Linked DNA regions of Homo sapiens: region 2 is linked to region 1. The links are chromatin loops, found by intact Hi-C in ENCODE. Cell type or tissue: ovary. All regions are shown on one strand. Links, peaks and the distances in the headings refer to the core of each region. The heading gives the core; the rest is flanking DNA.

Region 1 (5,370 bases), core at 265-5,264:
GAGAATCTTCAGTAGCTCTGTGTGGCAGCCACTGCAAGCCCTATATTCTTGGCTTGGCTGCCAAGCCCCTTCGACAGCAGCTGCTTGCCAGATCGCCACCCCCGCACCAGTTAACCCTCCTCCCCAGCTGAGGTCAGTTCTGCTTCCTTGCTTTTAGGATCATGTTGACATAGAACCTGAGTCTTGGAAGGGCTCTCAGGGGTCATTTGGCCCTGGTTCCCACCCCAAAGGGACTGCCCCTCTCCATGTCCCCAACAGGGAGCCAGCCAGCTGGCTGTCACACACTCCCAGATCCAGCCCAGCTCCCTGCCTAGCCACAGCCCATGCCATCTTCCAGTCAGACTGGGAGAAACGTCTTCCTCATGCGAGGCAAAACTGGCTTCCCTGCCCCCTCCATACTGCTCCTCCCTCCTGTTCTCATGAAAACCCTCAGATATTTCAAGTCAGGTATCCATGTCCCCTTTGAGAATTCTCTAAGCTAAGTATGGCCAAGTCCCTCAAACGTTCCTTATATGATATGGTTTTCAGACCCCTCACCATCCTGGACACACTCGTTTGTCAATGTCCCTCTGAAAATGTGACGCCCAGCCCCGGACACAGTACTCCAGATGTTGTCTGACCAGCTCAGAGAGAGTACAGTGGGACTGTTACCTTCCTTGATATGGACAGTATTCTTCTATTTGTGCAGATTAAGATTGCATTAGTTTTTTTCTTAACAACTGCATCATACTGTTGTCATATGTTGAGCCTGTGGTCTATTAAAACCCCTAGTTCCATTTCCCATAAACTTCTGTCAAGCCAGACCATCTCTACCCTGTACTTGGACAACTTAACTTTTTTAACCAAAGTGCAGTTTATGTTCACCTTTGTTAAAGCCACCTTGTTGGTTTCTGCCCATCACCTGAACCTACTGAAGTTGTGTGAAATCCTAATTCTGTCATCTCCGTAGCCCTCCCAGTTGTGCCTCCTGCACATTGATGAGTGCCTGCTGTTGTCTTTGCCCATGTTGTTGATGTAGCTGTGACCCTATTGTTCCTCACCCCTGCCCCCCGCCAACCCCAGCTGGCCCACCTCTTCCCCCTCCCACCCAAGCCCACAGCCAGCCCATCAGGAAGCCTTCCTGGCTTCTCCACAACCTTCTGACTGCTCTTTTCAGTCATGCTCCTCCTGCTCTTTTGTATTTGGCTAATAGTATATCAATTTGCACTTATTTGGATGTTGTTTTCATATTTTTTAAAATCTTATTTTATATGTATTGTACATTCCACATCCCTAAGATTGTAAGCCCCTTGAGGGCAGGGACTGTCTTCCACTTTTTTTTGTGTTTCTTTTTCCATCCTGGGTTCTACTAAGAGAGGGCCTCTCCACATTTGCCAAACATGCAATAAATGTTGACTGACTGGCTTCAGGGCTGACTCACGGACTGACCCTGGCCAGCTGTCTCTAACTGACCAGCCTCTAGCTGACCAGTTAACCAGCTAACTGACTGACTCTGACTGACTGGCTGACCAGCTGGCTGGGTGAATGACTAACCAACCAACTATCTTGGTAACTGCCTAACTGACCAGCTGTTGCTTGGGGAGCCCATTGAGCAACTGACTAGCTGATTGCCTGACTAATTGGCTGGTTGGCTGACTAGCTGGGGTGACCCAGTCAAGTTTCCAGTCACATCCTTTACCAAGTGCAAGCCAGTGCCGCAGGGCTCTCCCATGTGTGGAGTGACAGGTCTGGGCCCCTTCTAGAGAGATAGGGAATTTGGCAAATGCTCAAAACCAGGGGAACCTATTTAGACAAGAACCAGCAGTAACAACATATCTGGAATCCTGGGGTCTACCTTGTCAGTGGGGTGGGCTAAGATGGGTGAGTGGGTCAGCTGGGGCACTGGCAAGACTGTGAAATGACCCAGGCCTCCTCAGAACTGGTTGCTGGTGGCTCAGTGCCACAACACCCTTCCCACGGGTCGTCTGTCCCCAAACCCCTCGCCGTGGTCTTGGCCCTCTGTCCCACCCCTCTACACGCCCACCCTCCTTTCCCCACTTGCTTATTCTCAGGCCCGTCCCAAGCTTTCCTCTTCCCCCTCAAGATTTCACTTGGAGAGGGAATCCAGGGCAGGGGCTACATCCAGATCCCACTTGGCCCGGCAGGTCCAGCCCTAAGGTGGTCTCCAGGCCAGGCACCAGTGGCCTTGGAGAGATTGAGTGCCAGCCCCTAGAGTGACTGCTGCTGTGATTTGAGAAGTGAGAGAGAGAAACATAGAGGCAGAGACTGAGATAGGGACTCAGAGCCACAGAAAATGCAGACACCAGCACCTCAGCCCTAAGCAGCTAGAAGATGGGGCAGCAGGCTGGAACTCGCTCACTGGGTCCTTCTCCCCTCCTGGGCCCTAGCTGGGCCTGTGGCCTGGCTGTACCCAGCATGGCTCATGTCCAGTTTATGGTTCCCCTTCTTTCCCTCTAGAGCATGGGAATGGGCAGGGAGCCAGAGGCTGTGGTTCCATCTTCCCTCCTTACCCAGTAGGGCCTATGGATGTTAGGGAGGGAGGCTCCACACAAGGTCCAAAGTCAAACTGTTGGATGGGGTCCAGGGGATTTCTGCTCTGGGAACAAAGCGTCCTGAGGATGCTGGGCAAGAGGACAAGGATGGGGGTGGAAGGCGAGAGGACAAGGCCCTGACTCCCATGGATGATGCGGGAGGCAAGGCCCTCGGCCCATCCAGGAGGGGCTGGGTTGCTTAGGGGTCGCGTGCCAAATGACAGTGTGGGAATTTCCTTGTCCTGGCACTGCCTCTAGACTTTTCCTCTCTGGCCCAAGTTGTTCCTCTTCAGCTAGCTCTGCCCTACTGTCTTGAACATCATATGTGATGCCCCTCTGATGAAATGAAAGATTCTTCTTTGCTAGTGTTAGCAGGAATCACCCTTTGTTCACTGGACCAAGGCCAATGAGATGACCTCGCCTGAGGAGGGGTCCAAAGACATTCAAGTGCCCGCTTCGCTCCTTGTCAGAGCCCTCTGCTTGAGCAGTAACCCCTCTTCCCAGCCCTGCCCAGACCTCTCCCGGGCCCCGTTATCTTCCACTGAGGCCCTGATTCCCCAGGAGGAGGTAGGAGGTGAGGCCAGTTGGGCCAGAGGCCTGGGCTGGTGCCAGAGAAAGCTGCCTGGTCTCTCTGTGGTGTCTGGAAAGGCCAGGGAAGGGAGGAAAGGAAGTCCTGCCTGCAGCACCGCCAGCAGCCCACAGGAATGCCACACCTCCCAATCCATGTCCTCAACGACCCTCCCCGCATTCCCACTCTGCTGACTAGCCTTTCCTTCTCTCCCACAGCTGGACGCACAGAACAGTCTCTCCGTGGGAGGAGACATTATGGGGCGTCCACCACCACCCCTCCCTGGCCATCCTCCTGGAATGTGGTCTGCCCTCCACCAGAGCTCCTGCCTGCCAGGACTGGACCAGAGCAGCCAGGCTGGGGCCCCTCTGTCTCAACCCGCAGACCCTTGACTGAATGAGAGAGGCCAGAGGATGCTCCCCATGCTGCCACTATTTATTGTGAGCCCTGGAGGCTCCCATGTGCTTGAGGAAGGCTGGTGAGCCCGGCTCAGGACCCTCTTCCCTCAGGGGCTGCACCCTCCTCTCACTCCCTTCCATGCCGGAACCCAGGCCAGGGACCCACCGGCCTGTGGTTTGTGGGAAAGCAGGGTGGACGCTGAGGAGTGAAAGAACCCTGCACCCAGAGGGCCTGCCTGGTGCCAAGGTATCCCAGCCTGGACAGGCATGGACCTGTCTCCAGAGAGAGGAGCCTGAAGTTCGTGGGGCGGGACAGCGTCGGCCTGATTTCCCGTAAAGGTGTGCAGCCTGAGAGACGGGAAGAGGAGGCCTCTGGACCTGCTGGTCTGCACTGACAGCCTGAAGGGTCTACACCCTCGGCTCACCTAAGTGCCCTGTGCTGGTTGCCAGGCGCAGAGGGGAGGCCAGCCCTGCCCTCAGGACCTGCCTGACCTGCCAGTGATGCCAAGAGGGGGATCAAGCACTGGCCTCTGCCCCTCCTCCTTCCAGCACCTGCCAGAGCTTCTCCAGGAGGCCAAGCAGAGGCTCCCCTCATGAAGGAAGCCATTGCACTGTGAACACTGTACCTGCCTGCTGAACAGCCTGCCCCCGTCCATCCATGAGCCAGCATCCGTCCGTCCTCCACTCTCCAGCCTCTCCCCAGCCTCCTGCACTGAGCTGGCCTCACCAGTCGACTGAGGGAGCCCCTCAGCCCTGACCTTCTCCTGACCTGGCCTTTGACTCCCCGGAGTGGAGTGGGGTGGGAGAACCTCCTGGGCCGCCAGCCAGAGCCGGTCTTTAGGCTGTGTTGTTCGCCCAGGTTTCTGCATCTTGCACTTTGACATTCCCAAGAGGGAAGGGACTAGTGGGAGAGAGCAAGGGAGGGGAGGGCACAGACAGAGAGGCTACAGGGCGAGCTCTGACTGAAGATGGGCCTTTGAAATATAGGTATGCACCTGAGGTTGGGGGAGGGTCTGCACTCCCAAACCCCAGCGCAGTGTCCTTTCCCTGCTGCCGACAGGAACCTGGGGCTGAACAGGTTATCCCTGTCAGGAGCCCTGGACTGGGCTGCATCTCAGCCCCACCTGCATGGTATCCAGCTCCCATCCACTTCTCACCCTTCTTTCCTCCTGACCTTGGTCAGCAGTGATGACCTCCAACTCTCACCCACCCCCTCTACCATCACCTCTAACCAGGCAAGCCAGGGTGGGAGAGCAATCAGGAGAGCCAGGCCTCAGCTTCCAATGCCTGGAGGGCCTCCACTTTGTGGCCAGCCTGTGGTGGTGGCTCTGAGGCCTAGGCAACGAGCGACAGGGCTGCCAGTTGCCCCTGGGTTCCTTTGTGCTGCTGTGTGCCTCCTCTCCTGCCGCCCTTTGTCCTCCGCTAAGAGACCCTGCCCTACCTGGCCGCTGGGCCCCGTGACTTTCCCTTCCTGCCCAGGAAAGTGAGGGTCGGCTGGCCCCACCTTCCCTGTCCTGATGCCGACAGCTTAGGGAAGGGCAGTGAACTTGCATATGGGGCTTAGCCTTCTAGTCACAGCCTCTATATTTGATGCTAGAAAACACATATTTTTAAATGGAAGAAAAATAAAAAGGCATTCCCCCTTCATCCCCCTACCTTAAACATATAATATTTTAAAGGTCAAAAAAGCAATCCAACCCACTGCAGAAGCTCTTTTTGAGCACTTGGTGGCATCAGAGCAGGAGGAGCCCCAGAGCCACCTCTGGTGTCCCCCCAGGCTACCTGCTCAGGAACCCCTTCTGTTCTCTGAGAAGTCAAGAGAGGACATTGGCTCACGCACTGTGAGATTTTGTTTTTATACTTGGAAGTGGTG
Region 2 (5,370 bases), core at 193-5,192, 51 kb before region 1:
ACAAAAATTAGCCAGGCATGGTGGCATGCGCCTGTAATCCCAGCTACTTGGTAGGCTGAGGTAGGAGAATCGTTTGAATCCAGAAGGTGGAGTTTGCAGTGAGTGGAGATTGTGCCACTGCACTCCAGCCTGGGCAACAGAGTGAGACTCTGTCTCAAAAACAAACAAAACAGAACAACAACAAAAAGGTGCCCACTGAGTTCTTAGTAGAATAGGTAGTAAATTCACATCTATACAGGCTTTTCTAAATCTGCAGAACATCAAGAAGAACAAGAAAATCTTAACAGCTATCAGAGGAAAAAAGAGATTTCTAATTTAGTAGATTCTGAACTTGGAACTGGATGCAGTCGCTGGATAAGACTTGAGTTACATTACACTGAGATGGGATGGTTGCATTACGTTAAGAGAGGACATTTGGAGGCATTATGTGTATGGGAAGAAAAGTACGTATACGGGGAATCTAGGGGATATTCATTGTTTTGCGTGCCCAGAAGAGCACCCACCTCCTCTGAGCAGTCAAACAAAGAAGAGAGATAGAGATAGAGTGACTCTTGCCAGTGTGTAAGGATCTCTTCCTAGCTATCTCCTCTAAATTCCCTCCTTTAACTTAACTTGTAAAAATTAAAATTCTATTCTTTTCAGCCAAATGAATCTTAGTTAATGAAATGTGAGACTGATATTTTGTAATTATTTAATTATTTACATGTTTCCTTTTGGAAAATGTTTTTTCTTATTTATCTACTGAGTGTTGCATGGTTTTTGTTTGCTTGTTTTAAATGTGCAGTACTCCTAAACAAAATTTCTATTCGCCTGATCCCAATTCTCTTTCTCTTTTGCCTTTCTCAGCTACAGGCTTCCCTATCGTCCTACACATCCAAGCCAAGGATCTCAATATCATGAACTCTTCCTTCTCTTGATTTCACCTCTCATACCCACAAGCAGCCACCAAATTCCATCAATTCTATCTTTTAAAAATCTCTCTCAAATCCATCCACTGAGACTTTAACAATGATAGACCTACCTACTGGAAGGGCTGCAGGCAACACTCTCATTTGCTGCTGAGTGGAAACTGGAAACGCTTTTCTGCAGGGAAATTTGAAAATAAGTTTCGGTGATCTTAAAAATATTTATATCTTTTGACTCAGCAATGGTACCCTATGAATAAGGGGAAGGGGAAATCGAAGATAAGAACAAAGACTTAAAAAAAAAACAGGATGTTTACGATAACGTAATGTTTTAAAATAGTATTTAATAGAATGAGGTGTGGCTTAAGATACAATGTTAACTATGAAAGGATATGAAACATATATACAGTACAGGTCTAATAAAAATTTATGTCCAATTCGATGATTATTCAGAAATGGAATAATCAATAGGCTTCTGTTCTCCTGTCATTGTTCTCTAGCCAGCCAATTGCTCTTCCTTTCTGTGGATCAGGTGGGTAGGATTAGACAGTGACAGCCTCACGGTCACTTGGGGCTTTTCTTAGTTCAGCCTACGGAGTCCTGAGTGTAGTATAATTTTCAACATCTTTATCTTGTGCTTTTCGGGACAATAGAGACTCCCCCTTGCTTCAAATGCTGTTTTCTATTGCTTTCACCATCATACAACCCTGCACTTGTCAATTTTTATCCCCACACAGATCATGTTTTGGTTGGGTTTTACTGTATTTGTCTATCTACATAAAAAATAATAAGTAAAGGAAACACTAAAATGTTCCTTCTGTGTGATGGAAGTTTGTTGATTTTAATATTCTCCCATACCTGTAAATATTGCTGAGAATGGAATTGCTGATGGCCGCTTAGCATTCTGACATATGGGTACACTCTAGATGATTTAATCAAACTCCTATTCTTGAACATTTAGATAACTTACCATTTCCCCTTGCTGTAAGCAATGCTTCGGTAAACACCTTGGTACACACATCTCTGTGCCAACTGGACCCTGCAGAATTATACACACATGAACCAAAAAGGTGACTGCCTTCCCCTTTTCTCCTTAGTGTGGGAGAGCAGACATGTATAGCAATAACCATACTATAAAACATAATGTGTTAGGAGAAGGATTTCAGTCCAGGTATGGACCAGGCTGCCTGGAGGAGGAGGCATTTGAGCCAGGCTCCTCAAGCAGAAAGCTGGGAAGAGGGAGCTGATCTCCCTGGTAACCACAGAAAGTCTTCTCAGTGAGCAACTCCCGCTGTGGCTCCTGAGAGCTGGGAAAACAGGCCTTCATACCAGAGCCAGAGAATCTGGGGCCCCAGTCCCCAGCCCTCTTGGGAATATGGCAGCTCTCTTCAAGGGGCAGGAACAGCATCTCTCATCTACAGAAGCCAGGAGATTTCCCCCAGCTTCCTTCCAGCTCCACCAAAATCACCCCACACTCAGAGCCCCTGCGTTGGGGGAGGGAGGGTCTTGACAGCCCCCTGCAACCCCTGCCCCCACCTTGTGCCCCCAGGGAGCAGGGCAGAGGAGCTATTCCCTGACAGTGCTGAGCCATGCGGCAGGCCCACAGGCTCCCATTCCTGCCGTCTCTCAGCGTCTCCGGCCAAACCCCAGCTCCTGGGGTTAATGGAATGTTGAGCAATCCTTGGAATTTTTCAGTGAGAAATAAGTACTTTCGAATTCCGTTCAGGCCTCCTGAGTAGGGCGCGCTGCCTGCAGCCCAAAGGCTGGAGCCTGCAGCGCCTGAGTCTTCCTGAACCGGCATCAGGGAGCACTGGGGGACTTTTCAGTGTTTGTTTTCTCCTCCTGCTGGCCAGGCTGTAGGACACTATTACAATGAGGTCATGGGGCCCTGCCCCACTGCGTCCATGGGTGGTTGAGCAGCCAGGATCTTTCCCTTCACAGGCTGGCTCGGGTGTGCACACGGGTGTGCTGGAGGACAGGCGGGGTCAGAGCCCAAGCTCAGCCTGAACCCCTCAGGACCTCCCTGCCCCATCACTGCCAGGTCTTATTCCCTATCCGGGGTCTGCCTTGGCCTAGGGCCTTGGGCCACATTCTGTATCTAGTCTCGTGGGGGCCGTGTGAGGAACCTAGTTTTTACTTGCTAGAGATAATTGAACAGTACCCTGCAAGTAGTTCTCAGCTCAAATGGCACCTCCTCTGGGAATACTTCTTGAAACTTCCTCCACAATGTCAAGTTCCCCTATTATACATTCTCATGGCACCCTATACCTCTCCATCTAAGTCCTTGCCTCTGTTATTAAAAATAATTATTTGTTAAGCAAATACACAAATAATAATAAAATAATAATTATTTGTGTATGTGCTAAATGTCTGTCTTGACCACAGACGGTATGCACCATGAGGGCAGGAGTCCATTTTGTTCACTGCTGTATCCCCAATACCATCTGCAGTGCTTGACATATAGTAGGTGCTTTATGGATTGCACTATGCCAAGCAAAGATTCTTAAGAAAGTATAAGGCTTCTGCCTCTTAAGGGGCTCTTGCCAGGACATGACCTCCTGGGGATTTTCTCTTCTTAAGAGACAGGTCTCACTATGTTGCCCATGCTGGACTTGGAATTCTTGGCTCAAGTGATCCTCCCACTGCAGCCTCCTGAGTAGCTGGAACTACAGGGGTGCACCACTGCACCCAGAAATTCCTCTGGGATCCTGTACCAGATTTGGGGGTACCTCCAAGCATGGCCCCACTGTTGGCCTCATTTTCCCTCTGTGTTCCAGGTCCTCCAATTTCTGCCTCATCTACAACGAGGTAAGTGGGAGACCAAAGTGTCACTGTTCAACTGAAAGCAAATCTCCTTTGTCTGTGATCAAATTGCAAGTTCGCAGGCAAGGGGTCCTGACCAGGCAAGGGGTCCTGCCCCGGCAACGGGATATTTTGCAGATACCCACTGTGTCAGAATTCCTGGCTCCGGGGCAGGTCCTGACCCCACCTGCACACCTCCACTTTATCTTAGCTTTGCGTAAGGTTTGAAAGTTCCCAAAGCCCGTCACACTGTTATTTCATCTGTACCTCCCACCAGCACTACCCTTCCCATTTTACAGAAGAGAGAACTGTCCCAGAGAAGTGAGCTTCTCTAGTCATGATGAGGAAATGGCAGGGTGAGCTTTCTAGCTCCACGGGCAGGATGGGGAATGTGGGAGGCAGGTAGCAGGTGGGAGTTGGGTCCTGGGAAGTGGAAGACACAGGCCAGGCACCTAGAGAGTCATGCCAGGGTCCTGAGGTAGGAACACAGCCACCTCAGAAGGTACTGGAAACAAAGCAGTCCCCTCTGCTTTGTAAGAAGCCTTCACTTTGTAAGCCAGACAGTTTTTATGATTCTTATGTTCTCTGTGTTAATTTCCCTGATTTCCTCCCTTAGTGGGAAGTAGGAAAAACTCAGGAAAGTTCTAGTTGGCCTCAGCTGTGCAGAGGGGAGCCAAAGGAATAGGTTTGCATCTCAGCATGTGCCAGAGTGTTTCAAGTGGCCAGCATGCTGGGTGGGGGAATCATAAAGGGGAGGGGGCTGGGCAGTCCTGGGGGCCATTGTTTTCAATGTCACCCTGACCCTGACCCCAGACACTCGGAGAGAATCACAGCTTAAGCATGGAAAACTTGGGGTTTCTGTCATTAAAATGAGTAGGCTGACTTAACCACCTCATAGGATTGTTGTGAGATTATATCACTCACACACAAATATTTTTTGAGTTCGAAGTGTCTAGGATACATCAGGGTACAAAACACAGATTAAATCAGCAGATTACATGGGAGGCTAGAATGTGCTAAGTGCTGTGGGCAAAACGACTTGTGAAGTAGGCCGGGCATGGTGGCTCACACCTGTAATCCCAACACTTGGGAGGCCGAGGCGGGTGGATCACCTGAGGCCAGGAGTTCAAGACCAGCCTGGCCAATATGATGAAACCCTGTCTCTACTTAAAAATACAAAAAGTTAGCCAGGCATGGTGGTGGGTGCCTGTAATCCCAGCTACTTGGGAGGCTGAGGCAGGAGAATGGCTTGAACCCGGGAGACAGAGGTTGCAGTGAGCCAAGACTGCTCCACTGCACTCCAGCCTGGGCAACAAGAGCAAAACTCCATCTAAAAAAAAAAAAAAAAAAAAGGACCTGTGAAGTAGGTAAAGGAATGAGGGGGATCTGGGCTAGGGCCAGGGAGCGGTCAAAGTAGGCCTCATAGGAAAGGGGTGATTGAGTTGCAGGGTATCAGGGGCGTGCGCCCCTGGCAAGGGGAGCCTATGTCTCTGTGCTAAGATTCAGGAGGGCAGAGAGGCTGGGGCAGAGGAGCCAGGGGAGAGTGGTGGGAGTAGAGGTCAGGGCGGTTAGCACAAGCGGCAGATCACGAGCTGCCTTCCTGGCCATTGCATGAACTTGGGTGAAATAGAGAGCCATGGAGAGCCTGATCCCTCTGGCTGCT

What was found. Hi-C counts contacts between places; a loop is a spot of excess contacts. Peaks named below come from ENCODE experiments on the same cell type or tissue, not always from the same donor. Only the 100,000 strongest peaks of a DNase experiment are listed, where the experiment ranks them.
Region 2: it touches region 1 in a loop (2.8-fold over the local background); 19 of 110 quality-filtered maps call a loop at or near these places.

Annotation. Positions count from the first base shown.
Region 1 is chr1:109,925,535-109,930,904 of GRCh38, forward strand. CSF1 (colony stimulating factor 1) reads left to right here. Exons shown (of 9, transcript NM_000757.6): 9 at 3,318-5,370. Among named protein-coding and RNA genes, the nearest start is that of CSF1, 17 kb to the left of the region's middle. In ovary, for the core only: no CTCF peak of the experiment used is centred there; DNase peaks (open chromatin) are centred at 2,507 and 3,137; H3K27ac peaks cover 2,982 bases.
Region 2 is chr1:109,874,887-109,880,256 of GRCh38, forward strand. The region is part of intron 4 of LINC01768 (long intergenic non-protein coding RNA 1768); the gene reads left to right. Among named protein-coding and RNA genes, the nearest start is that of CSF1, 33 kb to the right of the region's middle. RefSeq lists a silencer at 2,605-2,793 and an enhancer at 5,361-5,370. In ovary, for the core only: a CTCF peak has its summit at 2,747 (motif pointing left); a DNase peak (open chromatin) is centred at 2,645; H3K27ac peaks cover 1,366 bases.